Regions from separate parts of the Mus musculus genome. Here all the other regions are linked to region 1. Evidence: chromatin loops called from intact Hi-C (ENCODE). Cell type or tissue: heart. All regions are shown on one strand.

Region 1 (8,000 bases):
GCCCATCCTTGATGGACCGAATCTTTCAAAAGCTAGCTCACGTCATGGGAAAGTTTTGCCAACTCCCCCGTGACCTCATAGGTCCTGAATAGTGAAAGCTTTGGTAACATGGCTTTCTGAGTGACAAACCGCACGGACCTTCCACGAGAGACGTGAGGAGAGTGACGTGGGCAGCTTTCCGTCTCCCGGCCGGAAGGTTCAATCCAATTTTGTCCAACTTCTCCCTCAAGGACCGGCCTCCATTTTTGGACTTTGCTCTGCATGGAGAGGGAAAGTTAGCGACTTGCAAAACAATCAAACGAACAAACAAACAAACCAGACCCCCACCCCCACCAATCTCAGAATCCTCTAGTAGGGGTGCAGAAAAATCTTCACTCATGACTGCAGCAGTAAACTCCCTGGGGGGACCAAACACTAGAAGCCCCCCCCCTCCATGCAGCTGCTGCCTCTTAATCCCAACCAAATGATAACCTGTTACTGCTGTTTTAGCACATTCTGCATTTGGCACTTTCAAGAAGAAGATACGCACTAAAAAGCTCTCTTAACACAGATTAGAATTCAGCGTTAAGATATAAAAGTTACATAAATGTTAAAAATACCTCCAGGCCCTCGTACATAGTCACCTTCAACTACCCAACCCCCAGGGGGCCCTGAACAAGTGTCACCTTCTGAGCACACCTCCCAGGAGCGAGGCGTTTAGGCATTCCGGTGGTGACAGTCGCCTCTGTACCTCAGCCACAGTTACTTTGTACTTCGACGTGGAGCTGAGCAGGGACAGTCTTCCAGGGACCGAGCAGAAGACCTCACTGGGGTTCATGACCACTCCCACCAGGTCCTTCTGGCAAGGGAGCCCCAAAGGGTTCTTGGTCATCGAAATGGGTCCTGTAGGGGACAGAATAGGTTCGCCATTAGAAACGGATGGGGCAGAGAGACCTTTACAAAAGGGCAAACCAAAGCTGAGGTCTGCCTCCAGAAAACTCCTTGCTTCTTGCAAGTCCTTTTAAAAGCCGTATCCTTGCTTTAAAGACTGGAGTCTGGAATCATGAGTTAACACCTCCAGACCTTAATTAGTTAAGATTCCATGAAGAGTTGTTTCTCTCTCTCCTCCCTCCCTCTCCCTCTCTCTCTCTCTCTCTCTCTGTTCCAGGCCACCATGGTAATCTGTTTAATTAAAGCATTTGCTTTCAGAAAAACCGCTTCAATACGAAATAAACGGCATCCTCCCCCTCCCCCTCCAAGATGAACTGAAGCCACGGGAGATCATCGCCAGACCCTTCAGTGCAGCTGACACCAGGGAATTCAGAAATACAGATTAGCCAGATCTGCTTAGGTCTACTCAGAAACTGTTTCCTTTCAGGTTTTCCTCTCCAAACCTCTCCCAATCCACTAATAGAGCTCACAGTCTCAAGACCATAACCGCCTGTAATTTAGAACGATTCCATTTCCCCTCAAAAAGACTGGTAACCCTGTCAGTGTAACTTAATCAAGAGCCACCCACTCACTGTAATCCGATTTCCCCAATCCCTCCCTCCTATAAACCCGAGGTCTGTCCTTAATAAGGCAGCATACTAGGAGAAACCTATTAAGTAGTGTCAGAATTAAGAGCCTCTCCTATAACTGTCTTCCACAGAAGAAGTAAAATCTCTTTTATGCCGGCAAGAAGGAAGGCTCAGCAGGGAAAGGTGCTTGCCGCCAAGCCTGACACCCAAGTTCAATCTCTGGAACCCACATAGTGGACAGTGAAAACCGACGTCAGCAGGTTAGATGTTGACCCCCACAATAAATGTACCTCTAAAAAGTAAAATTAGGTCAGTTTGTTGAAGAATAAAAATTGTTACAGAATAAGAAAACTAAGGTACTATTTGTATCTCCCCCCCACCCCCGTTTTTAAGTTAAATTGTATTTCCCACCTGTAATGCCAGCACTAGGGAGGTTGAGCCAGGAGGCTTACAAGGAATTCAAGGCCACTCTGAGTTACAGACTGAAACATTTGATTCAAAAAAATATGGCCACTAACAAAAAAAAAAAAAACCCAAAAAACAACAACAACAAAAAAAAACCCAATCTTTTAAAAATCACAGCTCCTGAGAGTTCTTTTCGTTCAGGCCAGGAACTGACTTTCGTTCAAGCGTGGTCTTCTCCACTACGTGAGCCGTGTTGGCCACTTAATACCCCAGCCTTTGCAGAAAAGGGGCAACTTCACTGGTCAGAGCCACGTGTTAGACACAAGCGGAAAGAGTCAGTGTTTACCTTTGCGAATGACAGTCTGATCGTGTAGGAGCAAGTGCGCGTCGTCCACATTCTGGGGGGGAAATGACAATTTCTTTTAAGTTTGGAGGAAGGTGGAAAGGCTGGAGGGTAAGGTAGAACCCCCACCCCACCCCCAGCCTCCCGCCCCCGCTGCTCACCTGCACCTCCTCTATGGGGTGAGCCATCTCGTGCAGCCCCAGGTTCTCAGCCAGGCCGGCTTCCAGGGCGTGCGCGTGAGGCAGCAGCAGGTCGGACCGGCGGTAGACTTCCCGCCGGGCGCTCACCGAGCCCCCCTCCAGCCCTGAAATATGGGGTATTAGACTTGCAGAGCGGCTGTGGTGCGAGGCCAGGCTAGAGCCCTCCTGACTCTGTCGACCCGGCCAGGCCTGTTGCTGGCTGCCGGTGGCCGCAGGCTGGTGCAGGGGGTTCATGGCGGCAGCGTAAGCCTCTCCCAGATGCGAGTAATGGTCGGCGGACTGCGAGTATGCCAGCTGCTGGTAAGGCGGCGGGAAGTAAGGAGGCGGCTGGTACTCTGCAACCCCGGTGTGCGAGAGAGGCGGCGCGGGACTGTAGAGATGTTGTCCCGGAGAGGAGAGGTGAGGGATGCGAGGGTTGCCATTACTGCTCGAGTCGTGGCGATCCTGGGAGAGAAACAGGAGAGACCCGGTTAGTACGAAACCCTGCTACAGCGAACAAGCAAGCCAGGAGAGGGGCACCTATGCGCCCCACCAAGCTCACACCACCCGTCTCGATCCGCCCCAGAGCCCGAGAGCCCCCGGGGACAATGAGCTCCCCGGACTTCGTTGTGAGCCTATCGGTCTAAGACCTGAGGGGACGAATCCTTCGAGCCCTCTGGCGAAGGTTCCCGCGCTGCGTCGCTTGGAGGTGCCAAGAGCGCGTTCCGCGCCACAGTCCGGTTACCCGTGCCCCAGGGGTTCGGCGTGCGGCGACCTCGGCGCACAGCGCCCTCGTTCAACAACCCTCCTCCCATGTCGCTGCGGCGCGCAAATAGCGCGGATAATGCGCAACGCCGACGAAGGGCGCGTTTCCCCGCCCCAAGGATCATCCCCCTCTCACTCCCTTAAGAGGCGGCCGCGCCGCGGAAGTGACACTCTCAGGTAAGGCCTCATAGTAATGTCGTCCGGAGAGACCGGGAGCCGACACGCGGGATCGGAGCTGTGATCCTTGCTAGCCAAGCCCGTGCCTTCTGCGCCTTAGGAAGTGAGGTCTTCCAGCCCGGCCATGGTCAAGGTTCTCACACATCCCGGTGTAGAGAAGGAATGAAAAGACTCTGCCAAACTGGGCAACCTTTGCCTGCGCACGTCCCCTCGCCCCAAGGCGGTCAGACTTAATTCCTAAAAGATGTGTCTTCATCAGTCCCAGGGGTCAGAAGGGTAGCAGGGACACAGGAGCGGGGCACTGTCGCCCCCTAGCGGAAGCCGCCCGGGCATGCACGCAGGGGCAGCCCCTCGAGGTCGTGCGGGTGCGGTGCGCTCCCGCAGCCTGGCCGCCGGCCTCTCCTCCCCACGTTCCCCGGTGCTCGCCTCGCGCCGCCTGAATCTTCTTCCTCTTCCCGCTCGCCGCCTCCCTCCCTCCTACTCTCCGAAACTCTAGCTCAACCTGTCCGACAGGCTAGAGTACTCGCGAGCGCTCAAGGCCCCATCTGGCTTCACCCCCACCCCACAGTCCCCAACCCCCACTTCTCTTGAAAACCAGGTTGCAGTTGTTTGGACTTTTCTTTTCTTTCTTTCTTTTTTTTTTTTTCTTTCTCGAGGAGGTAGCGGGGCAGGTGACAAGCCTTCCTTGGAGGAGACTCCTCAAAGGTGTCGCTGGCAGGGAAGCTTCCGTGGACACTGGACAGACTTCGTGGGAAAAAAGCCACGTCTGAGACCCGGAGACAGGGCGCTCTTCGGGGAAAATGGAAAGGAGGGCCGTGCGCTTCGTAGGAACCCACAGTTGAGTTCTGCGGGTGGGTTTGCCACGCTCTTGCCAGGCCTTGTCCCCGAGAGACAAGACCAGATTCAACAAGGGGCCCAGGAGATGGCCGAAGACTGGCCCTCATCCCTCCCGAAGGCGAGGGCTCCGCGCAAACGTCCCCAGCCTTGGCCAGCAGCCCTGGGACCCCGCTCGGGCCGGCGGGGCTACGTTCCCTAGCCCCCGCTCACCTCGCAATCCTCTTCATACTTGACATTATCTGTTATTTTCCACAACATGGCGTCCGGCGTCCCCCAAAATAGTCGCCAGTTAAATCCAGGCTCCCCCCACCCCCCGAGCGGTAAATCCACAATCGGGGTCACGGTGGCCAGGCGTCTGCCGCCGCCCCCGCCGCGCGCGCCGGCCTTGCTGTCCCAGTCACTGGACGCGCATCGGTGGCTGTGCACAGAGATGTGGTCGCCGTGGGTGTGTAGAGGCCGCAGCCGTGGACCGGAGAAGCCTCACCCTCACAGTGTGTCCCGGCGATAGCCGGGGGACCCGAACGCCTTAATGGGAAGGAAATTATCATAACTCCTCCCCGGGGGCCGGCGCCGCGCGGAGGCCCAGGCGCCGGGCGGGGCAGCCCCCAGCCAGTCCCTGCCTAGCTCCGCCCCGCACCCTGCCTAGCGTGTTGCAGGACCAGGCGTCGCGAGGGGCTCGCAGGGGCATCAGTGGGCGGTCTCTGACAACCGCAGACCTGCCAAGCTGAGGTGCCCAAACGTGGCTTCCTTTGCCTGCCAGCCCCCTTGCACACCTTAGACTGGCAGAGCTGACAGCTGGGATTTCCCCACCTCAAGAACCGTCCTTCATCCTCCTAAAAAATGGATGTCACTTGAGAGTTGAAGACGCCCCATTCCAGGGTGTCTCAACTCCTGGGGTTCCCTGACACCTCGCCCCAGCTGTTCCGACAGACATTTAAGGATTGGGCTGAGAAATAGCTAAAGTCCCACTGTTCCCTAGTGCCCCCCCCCCCCTTTCCCTCTCCCTGGGTACTTTACTGACCTGCCCACTGAGGGAAGGGAGGGGAAGGATTCCGAGAAGGAGTCCGCTCCCCCAGCTCCAAAGAGGAAACTCACGGTAATACCTGCTGTGAATAAATCGGACAACCGCGTGCTGCAGCTATAGCCCGAAGCTGTATCTGGCTGCGGGCCGTGGCTGGAGGAGACCCGAGCTCCCCCGCCCAGGCCCATCCCTGCTGCGATGCCCAGCCCTGCGGAGCGCCGGTTCTGCAGCTGTCACGGGCGGCTCTTCAGAAGCCTCTACTCGCCCAGGAAAAGAGGTTCCAGGCAGAATAAACCTCCATCGCCACGGGCCGCGTGGAATGAGGTGCTGTAAAGTGGGAGGGGGACTACAGGGAGGTCGCCCTGAGATATGGGCACACCTCGTCCCATGGGAGGCAGAAAGCAAAGCTTCTATCCACAGAATGCTGCTGCACCCCAAGATTTTCCGTCCAAGCCAAAAAGCAATACTCAGTGTTATTTTTTAATTCAACGAAACGAAAATAATTGGCCTAATTGTTATAGTTAATTTTTTTCATCCCAAACAGAAAGTCCACAGTTCTCGAGAGCTAATCTTGTTAGTCCGTCCCAACAGTATATGGAGATTGGCTTCAAACAGTGGAATTGGAGGCAGGGACTATTTCGGATTGATTCCGAAGCCAATTACACAATTCTTGATACCCATCAGCCCAGTGGCCAGGACCTGTTGGGAACGTGCCTCCCGTATCCACAGACTAAAATAATTTGCTCTCTTCCTGCTCCTCGTCTGTAAGCATTTCCCTAGACCCAGATAGGCCTGAAGTAAAGTAACTAAAATTAAAATAGATGTTCAAGCCAACCGTTCCCCCATGGTCTTAGAGAATAGCCGCATGCAAAATAGCTTTCTGGCCAGTTGACCCTAACAGACCCAGGAAGTTGAAACCGCGGGAATCAAGGGGGCTTTTCCGGCTAAGTTAAAAAGGCAGGCAATCCAGACCGAGCCTCCAAAACAGAGGCCCTGGAATTAGCGGGAGAAGAGGGCACCTGCTCCAGAAAGAACTGGTGCTGCCCGCATCAAGCTCAGGACTGGGAACGCCAGGTCCCAGGCTCTCTCTGGAAGGCAACTGTCACAGGTCTGGCGGGGTTCCGCTCCTCTCCTGGCCAGGGGGGGCGGTGCGGCTCACCCTACCCCAGGCTTTCCCTGTTCTTCCCACCTCAGCGATAATCCAAGAAGCCCAGGGGGACCGAGTGCTTTCTGCACCGGAGCTTTCGGCCGAGTGGGGAGGGGGGAGGACGACAGAAGGGCATGAAGGGTCTGCATTCGCCTTTCCTCAGCCCCCCCCCCCCCCCCCCGCGCCCCGAGTCTGGGGACTTGGGAACCGCTAGACAAGGCTATTCATTCTCTCTAAAGCGACAGCGCAGCGCTTGATGGAGAGGACAGTTGCACACAGGATTTCCTCGACTCTGGAGGACCCTGTCCCATCCACACCCAGCTTGGGGGCCGGGACCTGGACACAGAGTCCAGGTGCAGGAAGCTTCCGCCTTCCTTGAGAGCTCAGCTTCTCTGATGGTTCCCGCGCTCCAAACAATCTCCTACCATCGCCCACGGAAAGACGTTGACCCGTGTGGTTGTACCCCTTGGCAGCCAGGGCTGGGTAAGGTGTCCTGCCCACCTCCCATTCCCCCCGTCCCCGGGACTAAGAACTTGCTCTAAGGTCCCCGTGCAGAGATATGGGAGTGGAAGGAAGGCTGCCAGGGGCTCAGCTCTGCCGCCCCCTAGGGAGCCTGCAGTCACTCACACTCTGGCAACGCAGGTCGGTCCCTCTCATTGGGACGAGACTGGAGCCGCCCAGGTGTGTGTGAGTGAGTGTGTGTGTGCGCGCGCGCGCTCACCGGCACCCTAAATGCCCAAATGTGAGACACCTCCAAAGAAACACGCGAGGGTGCGTCTGTCAATGTGGCTTGGGGTCTCCAGTCTCCTATCCTGCCACCACCCAAGGCCAAAGAAGTCAGTTTGGAGTTTTCTATTATAAAACTGGACTGAAGTGCAGGCGGCAAGACTCCTCTTTTGGCCTTAGGGAAAGGGCTCCTAAGAAAAGGTGGACCCCGAGCACTTCGCAAGTGCGGCGCCACGTCCGGGGGTGGGGTGGGGAACTCTATTCCGCGCCCCTAGGGACAATGAAGGACTACAGTCAACTACCTAGCAGCCTGGGTTGGGCAGGGCCCTAGAAACCGGTTTCTGCCACAAATCTCTGGAGGAGGGTGTCCATCCACGCCCCACCCTCCTGTCCTAGAATGGGCAAGCACCGGACTTTGGGCAAAAGCCGGAGGGATGGCTCCGTGGATAGAGGCGCCTGCCGCCAAGTTTAAAAACACAGGGTAGGAAGAGAGAACCTACTCCCGCCACAGATCCACGGCCATACACACAGTGCGTACCTATCCACGGCCATACACACAGCGCGTGTGCACACACTCTAAACACATGCACAATAAAGACATACCTTTTAAAACACAAAGAGCTTCCAGAACTAAGCGCAGAGGTGTTGTTGATAACAATCCTCGGGCGCTCCAAAATAATGCCCATCGATTTTTTAAAATTTCTAACAGAATAAATGTAGGCCCATAGATGTAGGGACCTCAGCCCCACTCAGCTCAGTGAGTCTAGCTCAGGGCCGCAGGGGCCTGAAGCGGTTTCCCAGCCTTTGGGTCTTCCTACTAGGCAACTCTTTACAAACAGGCAAAGTAAAACGAAATTCGAACCCTTGACTTTACCAGGCTCCCCGGGACCCATTTTGTCCA
Region 2 (8,000 bases), 210 kb before region 1:
TCCTGGAACTCAATTTGTAGACCGTGCAAGCCTAGAACTTATAGAGATCCACCTGCCTCTGCCTCTCATGCTAGAATTAAAGGCATGCACGCTACCCCATCCAACGCCCCCATTGTAATTTCAGTTTTTTGTTTTTTGTTTTTTCCAGAGCTGAGGACCAAACCCAGGACCTTGTGCTTGCTAGGCAAGCACTCTACCACTGAGCTAAATCCCCAACCTGTAATTTCAGTTTTTAAGAAAAAATAAAATCATGTCTTGCAATCCTGCAGTTAGCAGTGATCCCCAAAGAGGTCCTACCCCTGAGTGTGTTTCCATGTTTCCAGTCTCTGGGGTGAGGCTTTTCTAGGTCCTCATAGGCCCTCATCTGAGCAGGTGGACATGTTGTGTGGAGAGTGGGTCCAGCCCAGCCCGGCAGGCTGTACCTACTGTGCACTCATCCGCTGCTCCTCCCATGGAGTGCTCAGAGGTTTATCTCATAGTTGATTCCAGAACAAGTCAGGCTGAGAACCAAGGCTAACACCTGGGTCATTCTACGGTCCCAGAGTATCCCCACTGTATATGCTACCTGCTTGTTAGTGTCTGCATCTGTGTTATCACACCAACTGTCCCGGCGATATGCTCTTGCTTGCCTCTCGTAGGTCTACTGTGTGTCAGTACCACTGAGGGTTCTGAGTCAGGGCTCTTCAGAAGACTGAGTGGATGCATGCTGCAGCTGGGGAGTTACTTGATTGGCTTGTATGATGCTGTCCTGGAAGTCTGTCTGTCTGCATGCTGGATAAATGGAGGACCTAGAAGCTGTCCAGTTCACAGGGCTGGGTGCCTCAGAGTCTAGTCTGGTGGTGAAGGTCTGAGGCTTCCTGGAGAGCCACTGGCCCCTTCTGTGCACATCGCTAGCCCCCCAAATCTGGATTCTGACAGCAGCCAAGGTTTCAGCTGCAGCTAAGGCAGCCACAAGGTGGATGCTGTCACCTGTAAGTTGGGAGGTCTATGGCATTTGATGCCTGCCTCTGCTCCTCCTGGCTGGGGACTCGGGGGCGTCAGGATTAGCTTCCAAATGGCCCTCGAGGCTTGCCACTTCTGAGGTCTTCGAGGACAAGAGTAACCAGCTCTCAGTAAGCAAGGACTATCACGCAGACTGGGTGCTGAGGAGAAGCAGAGGAGGTGGAAGCCCACCCAGCTCAGTCCCTGCCCTGCAGAGCCTCGGGGTCAGTGACAGGTTTGAGATAGGGTCCAGCTATGTAGTTTAGGCAGACCTCAAACTCCTCCTCCTCCTGCCTCAGGCTCCCAAGTGCTGGGGTTACAGGCACACATCACGGTTCCAGGCTCTGCGTTGTATCATATAGTCTTACCACAAATCAGTACCCATGTCCAGCTGGGGTCTGACCTGCTCATCCAAGGACCCCATGCAAGGTGATGGGCGTGGCAGGGGTTGACTGTCCAGAGCCTCCTGGCAGGGCTGGAGTTGGGGGTGCAGTATGAGAAGCTATAACCTCAGGCCAGGTCCTTGACCTCATTTTGCCTCAGTTTCCATGTTGGGAGCTTCGTAAAGGGCTGCCGCTGAGGCGACTAATTACCATTTATTAACCTCAGGCCTGGAGCCATTGTGGTGAAAGTCTCCACCGAGGACTGCGTGTTTTATTGTCATAATCACTATGGGCTTAGAGGAAATTCAAAGAGGTATTTTATTACCTGAATTATAGAAGTTTCTCTGCTTGGGAGGGACTGTCCCAGGGTAATTAGGCCAGACAGAGCCCTGCTGAGAGACTCTCAGCCTGCAAAGGCTTCTTGCTAGCTCTCTCTACCTGGGAGTCTCCTGACGACCAGGTATTTCTGATGAGTCACTGGGACACAAGCAAGTGACCCCAGGAGGCTGAACACTGAGCTGCACGGCCTATGAGCCAGGAGATGCAAAGCCAGAGAGAACTTGATCCCTGTTAGCTCCCTGGGTATCGCCCTGCTTGGTCTCTCTGGGGAGGTAGGGGGGCAGTCAGTGCAGGGATGGGGTCAGGATAGGGATGCCCCCTCACGGGCTTCCTCTGACCCCTGTGGTATATAATGGGGCACAGACAGAGCTTTCAGTTACACCGGAACTTACAGACAGACACAGGACAGCTCATCCCTGGCCGGTTGACTTCAGCCTTTTCACACTGGTTCTTATATGAGTGTGTCACATTGCCAAATAAAAGCCCGTTTCCCACAGGTCAGGGGTCTGGAAGGAGATGGCTGCAGGGACCATTTTGGCAGTTCCGTAGGATTGGAGTTCCCTGGAGGGATGGAAGATGACATCTCAGCATCACCCCAGAGCACAAGGGAGGATCGGTATCACTGTCTGCCTCCGTCAGAAAAGTAAATATTCCCCCAGAATTAGCCTCAGGACCTTTGCACATACCGTTTGCGCACACGTCACCGAGGCTGCTCACCCTTTTCCTCATTCCTGGTTTTAGAGTCACATCTCAGTTCCCAGAGGCCCTTGGGCCCAGGGTTCACTCGGTCCCAGTACTTCTGATTGACTTCTGACACAAGGATTTTGGGCTTCCTGTGTCCCCTGAGGACTGGAAGACCTATGGGGACAGGGACTTGGTTACTCCTATGAAACCTATGCCCCCTGTAGCCCCACCTCCAGTGTGCCAGGAACACAGAAGCAGAGTTTTGACATCTGTGACCAAAGCTTAGATATCTGGCTATAATCATCTGGCGATAATCCTTAGTTTCCTTGGGATGATCATATGTGGGATGTTTTGATGCCAAATAGGGGGCCCAGTTAGGTTATATCCTGGAGCCCCTTGGCTCCTCACCTCTGGGGGCCAACATGTCACTCCATCTCCTCAGGGAGGGAAATGACAGGGGTTGTCATTGGGTACAATGTCCTCAGGCTAGACCTACAAGCCTATTATTTGTCTTGCTCTTGAAACTGGCCATCAGGCCCACTGGAGGAAGAGCCTAAAGTGGCAGGCCACATCTCTCCTGACCCCTGGCCGCATTCCCACGACCATCCACAAAGATTGCTGGGCCCTGCTGTGCTGGGCCTGGCTGGCACCAGGATGGCCTCCTAGGGGCCATGTGCCTGGTGCATGGCACTCACAGGCTGCTGGCACAGACACAGGTGGAGGGAGTGGGTGGACAGACTATGGTCCTGGGTTGAGGACAGTGGCTGCGTAGCCACATCAGAGCTGAGGAGAACAGACACGACCGGATCGCATGGCCCTTTCCCTCCAGATCCCCATGTCTGTTCCCCATGCCCTTCCCCACCATGTCGTTCGGCCTGTCAGCTCGCATGTTCTTACCCCAGTCCCATGGGACCTTTGGTGCTCCAACCCACGTTGGTGTCTATCTGATCTTTGGGAGGTAGGACCTGGATTTCTCAGGCAAGCACTTTCTGGCTTTAGCTCAAGCCAAATCAGGGTCACAAGTCCCAGGGAAGCCCTACGCCACTTTCTCTCCCTCCGCTCCTCACAGCTGCCCTTCAGACAGGCTCCCTGGAAGCCAGTCAGAAAAGCCACTCTACTCTGCAGTGGGGAGGAGCGGAAGCAGGCTGGGCCAAGATGTCCTGTCTCACGCAGCTTCTCAAAGAAGAGACCTGGACCAGACAGCTGGGTGCTCCTGCCGAGTTCCTGAGCACAGATGAGAGCTTCTAAAATTGGGCAGGGAGCACCAAGAAAGTGCCCTACCTCACCTTCTAGCTGGGGTGGGAGTCCTCCTACCTCCCCATCCTGCCTCCCAGACATATTGGGCCAGCTCCGGAGGCTGGCTCAGTTTAGTCTCCTCAAACCCAAACTCTTAGGGCCTCTCTGCCGCAAACAGCCCGTACCCTGCAGCACCTAGAATTGTGCAATGGTCGGATGAACTTTCTGCCTGCAGGGGCCCTGTGAATCCATTTGAGGGAAGAAGGCAATCTTTCCACCTACTGCAGGCGGCTCATGAAGTGCTGGAGGCTGGCCTTGGCCGTGCCTGTCCGCTTGGACCAGAAGAGGGCAGCGTTCCCCTGCCCAGGGAGAGGCACTGAATGGCTGTGCTTGGGAGTGGTGGGGGTGGGGAGTGGCTCCAAGGTCCATTCACATCTTGGAATGGGATGGCTTTGCTGGGTCTCCCACAAGTGGGAGAGGACACAGGTCTCCCATTGGAGGCTGAGAGCCTTAGAAATTAAAGACAAAGTCGACTTTTCACACGTCCCTTCAGGTCATTCTGCAAATGTGCAAAGAAAACCAGGGCTGGGGAGTTGCTCTGCAGGGAAAATCCTTTTCCCTAAGCTCGAGAACCTGAGTGTGGATCCCAGGCTCTGACATGGAAACCAGAGTATGCCTCTAATCTCAGCTCTGAGGTATGGGGTAGAGACAAGAACATCTCAGGGGCTTGCTGGAGGGGGGCGGGGGCAATCTACACTTCTGGGAATTGTGCTTTCAGTGGGAGACCTTGTCTCAAAATAAGTGACAGTAAGCCAACAGACTAAACCTTCGGGAAGGCCAGGCAGCCTCTGCATCAGGAACTCAGGACTTCCTGTGGGATTTCATTCCTTCTAGCAGAAACTCTGGGTTTGTGGAGACAGTTGGGGACAATTGGGAACAGTAGGTTTCAGATGCAACTGTCATTTAAAGAGAACTCCAGCCACAGCCAGGGGTGCAGCTGAGCAAGGCAGCAGCATCTCAGAGCCTTCGTTTTCTCATCTGCGAAATGGGGACAGTGAAAACAGTAAGTAGCTCTGGGGTCTGATGGATGTGGAAGGCTCAGGGTAACAGATTGGTCTGGTGGGTTAAGTCCCTGGCATGGAACACTTGTTTTTCAGTGTGCCATTAGATTAGCACCCCAGAGCACTGTGGCAACATCCTAGATAATGCTGGCCATCCAGCTTGTCCTACAAGAGAGAAGCATGCAGCTTGTTTCCCATAAGCCCCTTGGCCCACTGTCTGTCACGCCCTCAGATTGAGAAAGTGCTGATAATGGTTGGTGCACGATGACCAAGTCACCACTGAAGGAAGCAGATTCTCGGGACTCAGCCCTTTTCTGTCATTAATTGGCTCATCAATACATAGCCATCCATACAGCTTACAGACAGGTCCTGGGGTTCCATTCAGTCTGTCAGCCGCCTGCCTTCTGGTTAGAGAATGAAGGACCCAGGAAATCAAGGGCAAGCTCTAAGGAAGACAGAAACACAGAGGCTGGAGAGGCTCCCCATCCAGCCCTGAGAATTCAGATCTGATCACATTTGGGAACTACTGAGTTCCCGCCCCAGGCGGGGGAGGAGCCAAAGTTACCTGAGTCACAGATCCAGATTTCAAAGCTCCCCACCCCCAACCCCTGCACACACTCTCAGGGGTCTCTGGTCCCAGTCTCACGCCTGGGCAGTGGTCATCCTATGGGTGGGGGTGGGGGGTCACCTTTTCAAACAGACTCCCTCTTCTTTGTCACAAGACAAATTGAATCCTGATAGTTAACACACCAGGAAACACTGCAGCCCCACCCCTGCCTCTGGTTCTAGTGTCGGAAGACGAAGGCTACTCCAAGGACCCCCTAAGGAGGATTCCATTACTGCATAATAAGGAGGCTGCCCATGGTGAACTACACAGAAGAGACAGGCGACAAATGGGTGTCTCTGGCACGTTATCTTCTGCAGCATGTAGATGGAGGTCCTGGGTGACTGCATTTCCCTAGGGTGACATCTCAGTGAGGGGTCTATAGTCCCTGCCCAGAGCCTGGTGAGGAGGAAGTGTGTGCTGGAACGACAGCTTAGGCGTTCCTGTTTCTGCCAGTCCTGGTCATAGCTGCCTAGAGACTAGCTCTCCCCTGTATCTGAGGGTGACTCCCTAAAGTCTGAGCTGTCCCTTGAAGCTGGCATTTCTGCAAATCCTGGAAACCAGAGGAGGTGCTTTAGAGCTCACGCTAAATGCAGCCAGCCCTCAGCTTTGCCCAGCACACAGGCACAGAGCCCTTGGCACGCTCAAAGCCTCGTTTCCAGCCTTGAAAGAGCTGGCCTTCTCAGCCAGCTGAGCCCGTGGGAGTGTTCTGAAAAGAAACCCGATGTCTCAAGTATTTGCCATCATTAGTAGTATTATTCCCGTTTTATCCTCAGCCGACGGGGAACTGGGGAGGCCCAGGCTGGCTCCAGGGGGGGTGCTGTCTGTGTGGCCCACAGAGGCTGGGCATGAGGACAGTCCCAGGCTTCTAGGAACCATGTTCCCATGGCTTTATTCCCTCAGTGGTGGCAGGGCTCACTTCTGTTCAAACCAGGGCTGCCTTCTCAGCCTTTTAAATCTGGCCGAACACTTGGGAGGGGGGCGCTGTTTCTGATGATAAGGAGTCAGCCATTTCAATTTGCCCGTGTCTCAGGGGAGGGCAGGTAGCTGGGCAACGGTGTGAGGGGTAGTGAAGGGTTAAGGGTTTTGGAATCAGAAGCCCCTACTGGCCCTTCAGATGCAGCCCTGAGCAGTGTGCCTCCAGAGTACATCTAGGAGCTCCATGCTGAGGCCAGGATACGGGGTGCCAGCCAGTTTGTTCCAGTGGAGAACTGTAAACCTGAAAGATGGAAGGCCTTGGGGGATCGAGGATCTTATTGCAGTCCCAGCAGGGTGGTGGTGGTAGGTGACCAGACCTAGAAACATACCCATATATCTCCTTGGGATGGAAGCACGGGGACTGTAGTCTGCTGAGGACGGACGACCGGTGCCTTATGTTTTCCGTTTTGTTTTTATTTCCCTTTCTCTTCTATCCCCTTGAAGCTGAGTCCAGCCTGCAGCAGACTCTTTTGAGCAGTGCGGAGTTATCTGTGCACACAGGCTTCCTCTGTTGCATGATGCCTGTGAGGCCTGTGAGCCTCCTGAGTGAACTCCACCCAAGGTCTGGGCCAGGAGCCTCTCTCTCACCGCCCCTCCCCTCACCCCTAATCCTGTACAGTAGGGCAGCATCAGGTGAGAGCTTTGCTAAGTGCTACTGAGGAACATTTATGAGCTAGTTGGTCTGCCCGACCTGTTAGGTGCTGGGCAGAACAAGCTTCGCCCTCTAGGTGGGGGATGGGTCGTGGGGTTTCAGAAATGCTAAACTGTTCACAGAAGGCCTGTTCTTCCTGAAGACATCAGGACAGCCTCATCTCCCCCTCTGTCTGACCTCCTGGGCATCTCTAAGGAGAGACCCAGCAACAAGAGCAGCACCCCAAGTGGGTGGCTGGAAAACCTTTGCAGCCAACACTGCTTCATTTTATTTGTGGAGCTGGCTGGATTCGAACCCTGGGCTTTGTGAGTGCCAGGCAAGGGTTCTACTACTGAACTAACTACATGCCCAGGCCAACCCTTCTTTGAATAAGCAAGAAGAGATCAAGGTGGGGAGGGAAAAAGACAGAAACGATAGAGCAAGTTGGCTGGAGAGAGAATGTATGCTACAGGGGTCAGTGAGATGGCTCAGCTGCTAAAGGGGCTTGCTGCCAAGCCTGAGAATCTGAGTTCGGTTCCCAGAGTGCTCATGATGGAAGGAGAGAGGCAACTCCCACAAATTGTCCTCTGGCCTCCACACACATGCTGGGGTCTATGTGAGCCTCCCTCCAAATAAAAAGAAATAAACCATAAAAATAAAAAATATTTAAAACTAGAATTATCAAGGAAGGAAGCAAACAGAGCCCTCAGACACCCTGGATAAGCTGCTGGTGTTTACAGCCACGCTGAGACCCCCACGCTATCTGTGCACCACATCATACCCTAACGCAGCAAATTCTGGGAGCCGAGTGGTGGTTTTAATGGCAACACTTGGGAGGTAGAAGCAGGCAGATCTCTGTGAGTTCAAAGCCAGTCTGGTCTACAAAGTGAATTCCTGAACTGCCAACGCTATACAGTCAGACCCTATCTCAAAAAAAAAAAAAAAAGTAATTTGGGGGATGAACAAAGATATGTGTTTAAGGATATTCACCAGATATTATAGTATCAGGAAATGGATACAACTAAATGTCCAGACATGGAACCCTGGACACCTGCAAGCCATTAAAAATCATGTATTAAACGTAATTCCCTGGAAAATGCGGA
Region 3 (8,000 bases), 450 kb before region 1:
CATCTGAAGAACAGTTCCTGGGTGCCAAGAAAAGTTCTTAACAAGCAGCATAAAGTGCAGGTGAGTCAGGTACGAGGACCTGTGGGCAGTGCCCGGCTATGGTGCTGCCATTCAGAAGGATGCAGTTTCTACACTGTGTCTTTGAAAGGACCACACACTGCATAAGCCTTGGCCTCAGTTCACCCAGACAGAGTGGAGCTGAAGGGCAGGCAGGCTCGCCAGCATGGCAGTTGCCTGAGAAGCACTTACATCATTCGCCCATGATCCTGCAATAAGGAAGTTGCCTGGTAAAGTTGGCGGGCTGAAAGACAGACAACCGATGCTGTCATCAGGAGAAGATGTCACTTCGATATCCTGGGGAGGGAAGGCCAGGGTTAAATGCACACATCACCACCATAAGGCATCCCTCTCTTGTTTTACATTTTTATTTTTTAATTTTTTTTGGTTTTCTGAGACAGGGTTTCTCTGTGTAGCCCTAGCTGTCCTGTAACTTACTCTGTAGACCAGGCTGGCCTAGAACTCAGAAATCTGCCTGCCTCTGCCTCTGCCTCCCGAGTGCTGGGATTAAAGGCGTGCGCCACCACCGCCCGGCGGTACCTCTCTTTCTATCCAGAACCTCGAGCTCATCTCTGCCTTGAGACCTAACTGGATCTTACCTTTCCTTACTCTGATCAAACACAGGAGCAGTACACAGGTCAAGGAAAATACTAGAGCTGCAGGCTTCACCATGTGCTAAAAGAAAGGCACCAAGGCGGCATTTGCACAAGGCGGCTCCCACCTGCTCCACCTGTCTGGCCAAGCTGCCCCACGCCTACCCCAGTCCTAGCTTTCCTGCGGTACAGACAGACAACAGGACATTCTCCAGGTCTGTTGTGAGAGCCACACCACATTATGCAGCAAGCTGGCCCTGGGAAGCTCCGGCTCTCTCAGGTGGCTTGGCAGTTGTAATGAGGACATGTGAGGGCAGGACACCAGCTCTGCTGAGGACGAGCTATGTGTGCCGGGGTTCCTCAGCTTCATCTTGTGAGAGAGACCCCCACCCGATTCTCTTCACCCAACATGAGGCTCCCTGGCTCTCTGCATGCCCTGTGGGGGTCCAGGTGATACCTTCATTGGATTGTGGTTATCTGTGGTTGTGCTCCCAAACATGCTGGTCCCACCAGTCCCAAATCCAGAGGTTGATCCAAACAGACTCATGTTGGCTGGAAAACACAAAGTGGAAACCATTAAGGACTGGCCCCTCTTAGGTACAAAGTACACAGTAGAAACTAGCACTGTGGTGCTAAGCCAGCCTTGCTCTTTAGAAGAGATTTAAATATTCCACAAGCAGAATGCCTAATAAAAGGAGCCGTTCTCAGAGGCAGGCAGATTTCTGAGTTCGAGGCCAGCCTGGTCTACAAAGTGAGTTCCAGGAGAGCCAGGGCTATACAGAGAAACCCTGTTTCAGGGGGAAGAAAAAAAGCCGCTCTGCCCAGCATAGTATAATCAGAACACTTGGGCAAAGGCAGGTAGATCTGAGGATGAGGTCAGCCTGGTCTACATACTGAATTCCAGGCCAGACAGGGCTACACAGAGGCTGTGTCTGTGCACACACACACACACACACAGAGGCTGTGTCTGTGCGCGCACACACACACACACACACACACACACTATTATTTTTAGAGCATTGTTAGCCTCTGGAAGCTATGAAGGAAGACTTTCCTACATCCACATCTACTTTACTGTCTAGGGAGGATGCCCTTGCTAGCACTAGGGCACCAACGCAGACATATTACAGTGCTTCAGTCAGCAGCTAGGAAAGAGGTATCACTCTCCAGAGTCAGAACTGCACACTGGGCACCCAGCAGTGGGCAGAGGGGCCTCCTGTGCCCAGGGTCCCCCTTCCTCTCTATTTTAGGTCAATGTCTACATGATGTTACCTAGAAAGAACAACCAGTTCTGGCAGGTGTTCCACAATTTCTCAGGGCTTTAAGAAAAGCAGTTCATGCCAGGCAGTGGTGGCACATGCCTTTAAATCCCAGCATTTGCGAGGCAGAGGCAGGCGGATCTCTGAGAGTTGAGGCCAACCTTGTCTACAGAGTGAGTTTCAAGAGAGCCAGGGCTACACAGAGACCCCGTCTCAAAACACCAAAAAAGAAAAGAACAATCCAAAGCAATCTACTTTGGCCCACTGAGTACTGAAGGTCTGGTGTGACGGTGTAGACTTGGAGCCATCGATAGTCAGCACTGCTTTCTTGAGCGTGGCAGTCTACCGGGCCCTACCGTCCCTCGCCATGCCTCATCTTCCGGCTGTCCTGAAACAACAGTGCACATTCTCCAGGCTCCTCTGTGGCTGGTGAGTTGGCTCAGGTAGTAAAGACACTTGGTGTGCAAGCCTGGAAACCCGAGTTCGACCCTCAGAACCAACAGAAAGGCAGGCGAGAACTCCAAAGTTGTCCTCTGCCCAGATGTGGACTGTGACACGCATGCATGGCCATACACACAACAGGCAGAGAAAGTTTAGGGTTAGTCAGGTGAGCTGGCACAGGTGATCTCTGCACTTGGGAGGCAGGGTCAGGAGGAGCAGGCCATCCCTGACTGTACAGAAATCTGAGGACAGCCTGGTCTACAAAAGAGCCCATTTAAAGAAAAGGATTTGCACGGTCTAACACTGAATGTAATTGACAACTGTGTCGTTGCCAAGGAAACCATCTGTGCACTGTGACTCCAGACTCCCATATGCTTTTGCCACATTTCAAGCTGTTACTAAAAAGCAAATTCTTAAAACCCAGACTTCCACCAAGTCAGCCACCTCTCCAAAAGCGAGGCTAAGGCCCGAGCAATCCACAGCCTAATGAGGGTCGCTTCCTTAAAATAACAAGGAAAGGGAAACTGCAAGGAACTGTGGGAGCGCATTTGACTCCTGCTGCCTTCGAGACAGCCACGATGTGTCAGAGCCACCATAAGGTGCACATTCACGTCTCAGAAGACGGCTCGGGAGACAACTCTCGGGGCTGAGGACTACAAGCCTGTCTGTACAGGGAGAGGGATGCACAGACACGCAGCCAGGGCTATGTTTCTCCGGAGCGTGAGTTAGTCTTGATTTTCACCGGAAAAACTAACTCCTCCATCCTGGAGTTAGGAAACGAAACGACCCCCAGTGTGTGCTGGGATCCGCACGCTCCTCTCCCGTGCAATTTACTTGAGGACTTAGTTTCAGATCACCATGCGCACGTGAGAAGAGCAAGGGCGTACCGGGTGCCCTGCAGCGGGGGTGAAGAGGCGGTCGGACCTCTGGCAGGCAGCGCAGCCATCTCTCCAGCTCCCGTAGCTCTCAGGGGCCTTTCTCCTGGCTGACTGGGTTAGCTCGGGCTGCTCCCAAGCGTCCGACCACGCCCGCCGGCTCGGCCGTGCCCCTCCCATCCGCGCACGCCGCGGTCCCCCACCGTCCCCTCACCCCCGTGGCCTGGGCGGTGTGCGCACGCGGAGAGGCCCGGCCTACCTAGCGGAGCGCACGGGGTCCGGCTGCAGAGAGGGGCTCGGTCTCCTCACGCGGGCCCGGGCTTCCCGGAGGGAGCGCGGCGGCCGCCTGAGGAACACGCACGCGGCGGGGCCCGAAGCCACGGACCTGCTCTGGCGCGGGGCAGAGGGGGCGCAGCCGGGAGACCCCAGACCGCCGAGTCGTCCGCCTCAAGCCGGTGGAAACTGCCCCGTTACCACAGAAGCACCGCGCACGCGCCACGAGCCACTTCCGGGACTGCCCGGAAAGCGTCAGAGCACGGCGTCCCGCCCCTCTCAAGGCGGGCGCACATGCGCAGAAGCCCTGCTGAGGGCGAGAGGAAGTGTTTATGCCAGCAGTTGTGCGTTTGTGGAAAGTCGGCCAGCGCAGTTGCCAGGCAACTAGTTGAGAGAGGGCGTTGTTTTCGCGTGTGTATCGTTATATTGATTGTTGTTTAAACGTCTAAAGATGATCGTGGAGCCGAAGAGATGGCTCAGCGGCCAAGAGCAGTGGCTTCTTGGGGAAGACCCAGATTCTATTCCCAACACCTACTGGACGGCTCACAGGTCCAAGAGAACCAACACCAGTTCTTGGAGAACTGACGCCCTCTTCTGGTCTCTGTGGTCATTGCACGCAGTGGTGCTTAAACTTCTTCAGGCAACATACTCATATACATGTAAAAACAAAAAACAAACAAACAAACAAACAAAAAAAGAGTTCCCCAGCTCAGATCTAGCACTGTCCTCTGAGAGGCTGCCTACTTGGAACATCCCGAGCGGTATGATAAGGGGAATGGTTCCTACTCCCTGAGATGTTTAAGATTTATTTCCGTGCATGGATGTTGTCCCTGTGTGTATGTATATGCACCACATGCTTGGGGAGGCATGAAAACTGTGTAGGAGCCCCTGGAACAGGAGTTACAGATAGTCGAACCATCATGTGGGTACTGGGAACCGAACCATGGCTCTCTTCAAGAGCAACAAGTACACTTAATTACTGAGCCCCATGTACTAATAGGTCAGTATTAAGCCTGTTTGAAACACAAAAGTCCTGCTCTATGAAACATTCCACATAGAGTGTTTAAGGTGTCAGATAAAATGACAACATAGTTAGCTAGATTCCAGAATGGGGGTTCCAATGAACCAATCAGGGAAAGCGGTTTTAGAGAGAGAGAAAGGACAAGTGTCAGTGAGGAAGAACAAAATGTGATTGGTCCCTACAAAATTAGTTTCCTTGTTGGGCAACTTGGCAGGCCTTCCAATCCCTGCACGCAGGAGGTAGAGGCAGGGGGTGGGGGGGGGCGTCTCTGTGAGTTCTAGGCCAATCAGAACTACACAGAAATGTTCTGTCTCCAAAACAATTTTTAAAAATGTAAGGCAGGAACAGGGTTACAGAACAATGGAATAAAAACTGGCCGCTGGTTACCTGTCTTAAGGGACCTCAGTACAACACAGAGGAAACAGGCCTGTCTAGGACACTTGGTGATCATCTACTTACTCCCATCCCCTGAGAAGTCAAATAACAAGGTTTAGTTAGCGTACATAGTGTTTGGTTTGTCGTCGTCGTGTTTATTCCTGTTGGGGCTCAGGGGAAGAGTTGGGTCCAGAGTAGAGGGCTCCTTTAGGTTGGTTTCACAGGGCATTGTTACTATGACCTTCCCAGGACCCGCCCAGACTGATTCCTCTGTCTCCCCAGCCTTGTGATCCCTGTCTAAAGAATTCATTAACTAGCCAGCACAGCACACCCTTAGTGAGGGCAGCTGACAGTGACCAAAGAGGCTTTACAGTAACGGCCACAACCATCAAGCAGCAAACAGCACAGTTCCCTTTAGGGCCATGGCCCTTGCAGCACTGCATTATAGTCCTGCGGGGTGTGCTGGATAGTTTTATGCCAACTTGACACAAGCTAAAGTCATCTGACAGGAGGGAACCTCAGTTAAGAAAATGCCTCCATAAGATTAGGCTGTGCGCAAGACAGTAAAGCAATTCCTTAATTAGTGATCAGTGGTGGAGGGCCCAACCCATGGTGGATGGGGCCATCCCTGGGTTCTATAAGAAAGCAGGCTGAGCAAGCCACAGAAAGCAAGCCAGTAAGCAGCATCCCACCATGGCCTCTGCATCAGCTCTTGCTCCAGGTTCCTGCCCTGACTTCCTTTGCTAATGACCTGTGATGTAGACGCCTAAGCAGAATAAACCCTTTCCTCCCCAGCGTGCTTTGCTTATGGTGTTAATCACGGCAGTGGCAACTGTAACTAAGACAGGTGGTGTTGCAGCCTATGCAGCCAGCTTCAGATAGTTATCAACCTCGCAGGCCACGGGGAGATCATGTCGGGCAGAAAGGTCATCTTTCCCCCCCAGCTTTAGCATTCGTTACCATCCACCCCCTCCATCCCCTTGTTTCACAGACTGCGGACTATGAACCGTGGGTCCTGCCCCAGTGTCCTCAGAGCCTGCCAGTTACTGAGAAAATACCGAGCGCGTGAGGCTGCTTATGTGTCCTGGGTCCTCATGACCTTCTCTCAAAGAGCTTTAGATCTGTGATGTGAAATGCAGACCCGATAGGTCTGGGGCAGGCTGGAGGAACCACATTTCTACCACCTTCTCAGCTAGGGTTCTTGGACCAAAGACCCCACCAATGAATTCCAGCAAGGCTGTTAATGTCAGAGAGCTTTTAAAAAAAACCTTCATGCCTGGGCTGCACTCAAAAGACTCAAATTTAGTAGGTCTTGGGTGGAACTCAGGAAATTATTCTTTCCTACTTTCCCAGAGAGTTCTGAGATACAGCCAGGAATCCCTTCTGTTCAGGAGATATAAGGGCCTGGCTGCAAGCTGCCTGTCACATCAGTACACCAAACACAGCAGCGCCCATTCTGGGACCCTCTCTAAACTGTATTATGCAGAAGTAGACTTTCCCTGAGTACTCCCACTTCATCCTCACGACGGTCCTTTAGGGTCTTCCCTATTGCTATTGCCATCCTTGTCATGGCTGTGAGCTGGAAACCAGATTATAACATGTTCCCCTCCACAGAGGCAGCAAGTGAAGGTAACCCCAAAGCCTGGACAACACGAGAGGCAGTGTTGTCTCTTCCCTGTGCCTAAATCCCAAAGGGAGATCAATCATCTATGCACTCGGTATGGGTAAAAACTCACATAAGAATCAAAATACTGAAATTTTGGCTGTGAATATCACATTACCCTTATTGGTGAAAACTCAGGATGTATTGCAGTTTATAATTCTCTTCCAACTCACTGGGTATGCTTATAACTTTTGTTCTAGCCGGGCATTGTGGCACATGCCTTTAATCCCAGCACTCGGAAGGCAGAGGCAGGTGGATTTCTGAGTTCAAGGCCAGCCTGGTCTACAAAGTGAGTTCCAGGACAGCCAGGGCTATACAGAGAAACCCTGTCTCAAAAAACCAAAACCTAAACCAAACCAAACCAAAACAAAACAAAAAACCAAAACTTTTGTTCTAGTTAATTTTTCAACTTAAACAATATTTAATTTTGATATTTTATTTACTTGTTTTTATTTCCTGTATGAGTATCTGCATGTACACCTGCATCAGACTCCATTATAGATGATTGTGAGCCACCATGTGGTTGCTGGGATTTGTACTCAGGACCTCTGGAAGAGCAGTCATTGCTTTTAGCCATTGAACTATCTCTCCAGCCCCCTAATTTTGACACTTTTATTGGAAATTTCTCATAGGCTGACTTAAGGTTTGCAAGCAGTTTGGAGGCCAAGTGTGGAGGTTTGGGATCGGGGCACCTGGAGCCAGTTAGCTCAGGAGGCCTGAGAAGCGCTCACCAGAGGTTTCCCGGCCTCCCACATTTTCCTTTTAGGAGTCTTGCGCTTTCCCAAAGTGACTTGGAAATAATTTTAAGGAAATTACTACTCAAAAGAATGTAAGGATTTGAGTGCCCAGCAAGCTTTCGCCAGCAGAGGGCAGCCTTGACTTGTCTTAGGTAGCTGTAATTGTGGGGTGTGCATGGGGGTGGGGAGGGCAGCCCACTTGCTGACAAAGTCAGTGTTGCTCCACACCACCTTCTGCAGACACCCCAGTGTTTCTGTTGATGTGCACTTGTGGCACAGTTTTCAGAGTGTCTGATCTCTCCAGCAGCACCCAACAGATCCCTGTCTCACTAACAGTCAACCAGGAGGCCTGAAAGAAGCCCACAGGGACGGCCAAGAGGATTTGCTCTGTTTGGAGGACATGCACTGTTTGTCTCCTCGCATGAAATCATGACTTCTGAAGTCACTTAGCATCACCAGTAATAATGACAGTTCAGCTCCCAGAAAGTGGGCTGTTACATGCAGCTTTTGTTCTCCTTTTAAGTGAGGGTCATTGTGAGCCCTTAAGGAAAAACCCAGACTCTCTGAACATCTTTTGTGGTCCTCGTTCCTCCCCACTCTAACTATAAACAGATTCCAGGCCTGTCTTCTTGCACATGGGTCAGGGTACCTTGAGGGCATGTCTGTTGCCAGCTGCCGTTGGGAAGAGCTGTGGTGCAGTAACGCT

What was found. Hi-C counts contacts between places; a loop is a spot of excess contacts. Peaks named below come from ENCODE experiments on the same cell type or tissue, not always from the same donor. Only the 100,000 strongest peaks of a DNase experiment are listed, where the experiment ranks them.
Region 2: a loop joins it to region 1, with 2.6 times the contacts of the local background. A loop is called at or near these places in 10 of 42 quality-filtered maps.
Region 3: a loop joins it to region 1, with 2.6 times the contacts of the local background. A loop is called at or near these places in 3 of 42 quality-filtered maps.

The regions. Positions count from the first base shown.
Region 1 is chr2:172,546,298-172,554,297 of GRCm38, reverse strand. Tfap2c (transcription factor AP-2, gamma) reads right to left here and starts at 4,705. Exons shown (of 7, transcript NM_009335.2): 1 at 4,416-4,705; 2 at 2,409-2,891; 3 at 2,251-2,302; 4 at 666-882; 5 at 139-257. The coding sequence starts at 4,463. In heart, CTCF peaks have their summits at 3,684 (motif pointing left) and 6,981; a DNase peak (open chromatin) is centred at 4,747; H3K4me3 peaks cover 4,950 bases; H3K27ac peaks cover 1,863 bases; H3K27me3 peaks cover 7,598 bases.
Region 2 is chr2:172,754,681-172,762,680 of GRCm38, reverse strand. No RefSeq gene overlaps it. Among named protein-coding and RNA genes, the nearest start is that of Gm36156, 95 kb to the right of the region's middle. In heart, a CTCF peak has its summit at 3,964 (motif pointing right); no DNase peak of the experiment used is centred here; H3K27me3 peaks cover 6,744 bases.
Region 3 is chr2:172,995,861-173,003,860 of GRCm38, reverse strand. Rae1 (ribonucleic acid export 1) reads right to left here and starts at 3,744. Exons shown (of 12, transcript NM_175112.5): 1 at 3,485-3,744; 2 at 1,108-1,202; 3 at 250-354. The coding sequence starts at 1,197. In heart, CTCF peaks have their summits at 4,090 (motif pointing left) and 7,408 (motif pointing right); DNase peaks (open chromatin) are centred at 3,760 and 7,440; H3K4me3 peaks cover 2,104 bases; H3K27ac peaks cover 2,635 bases.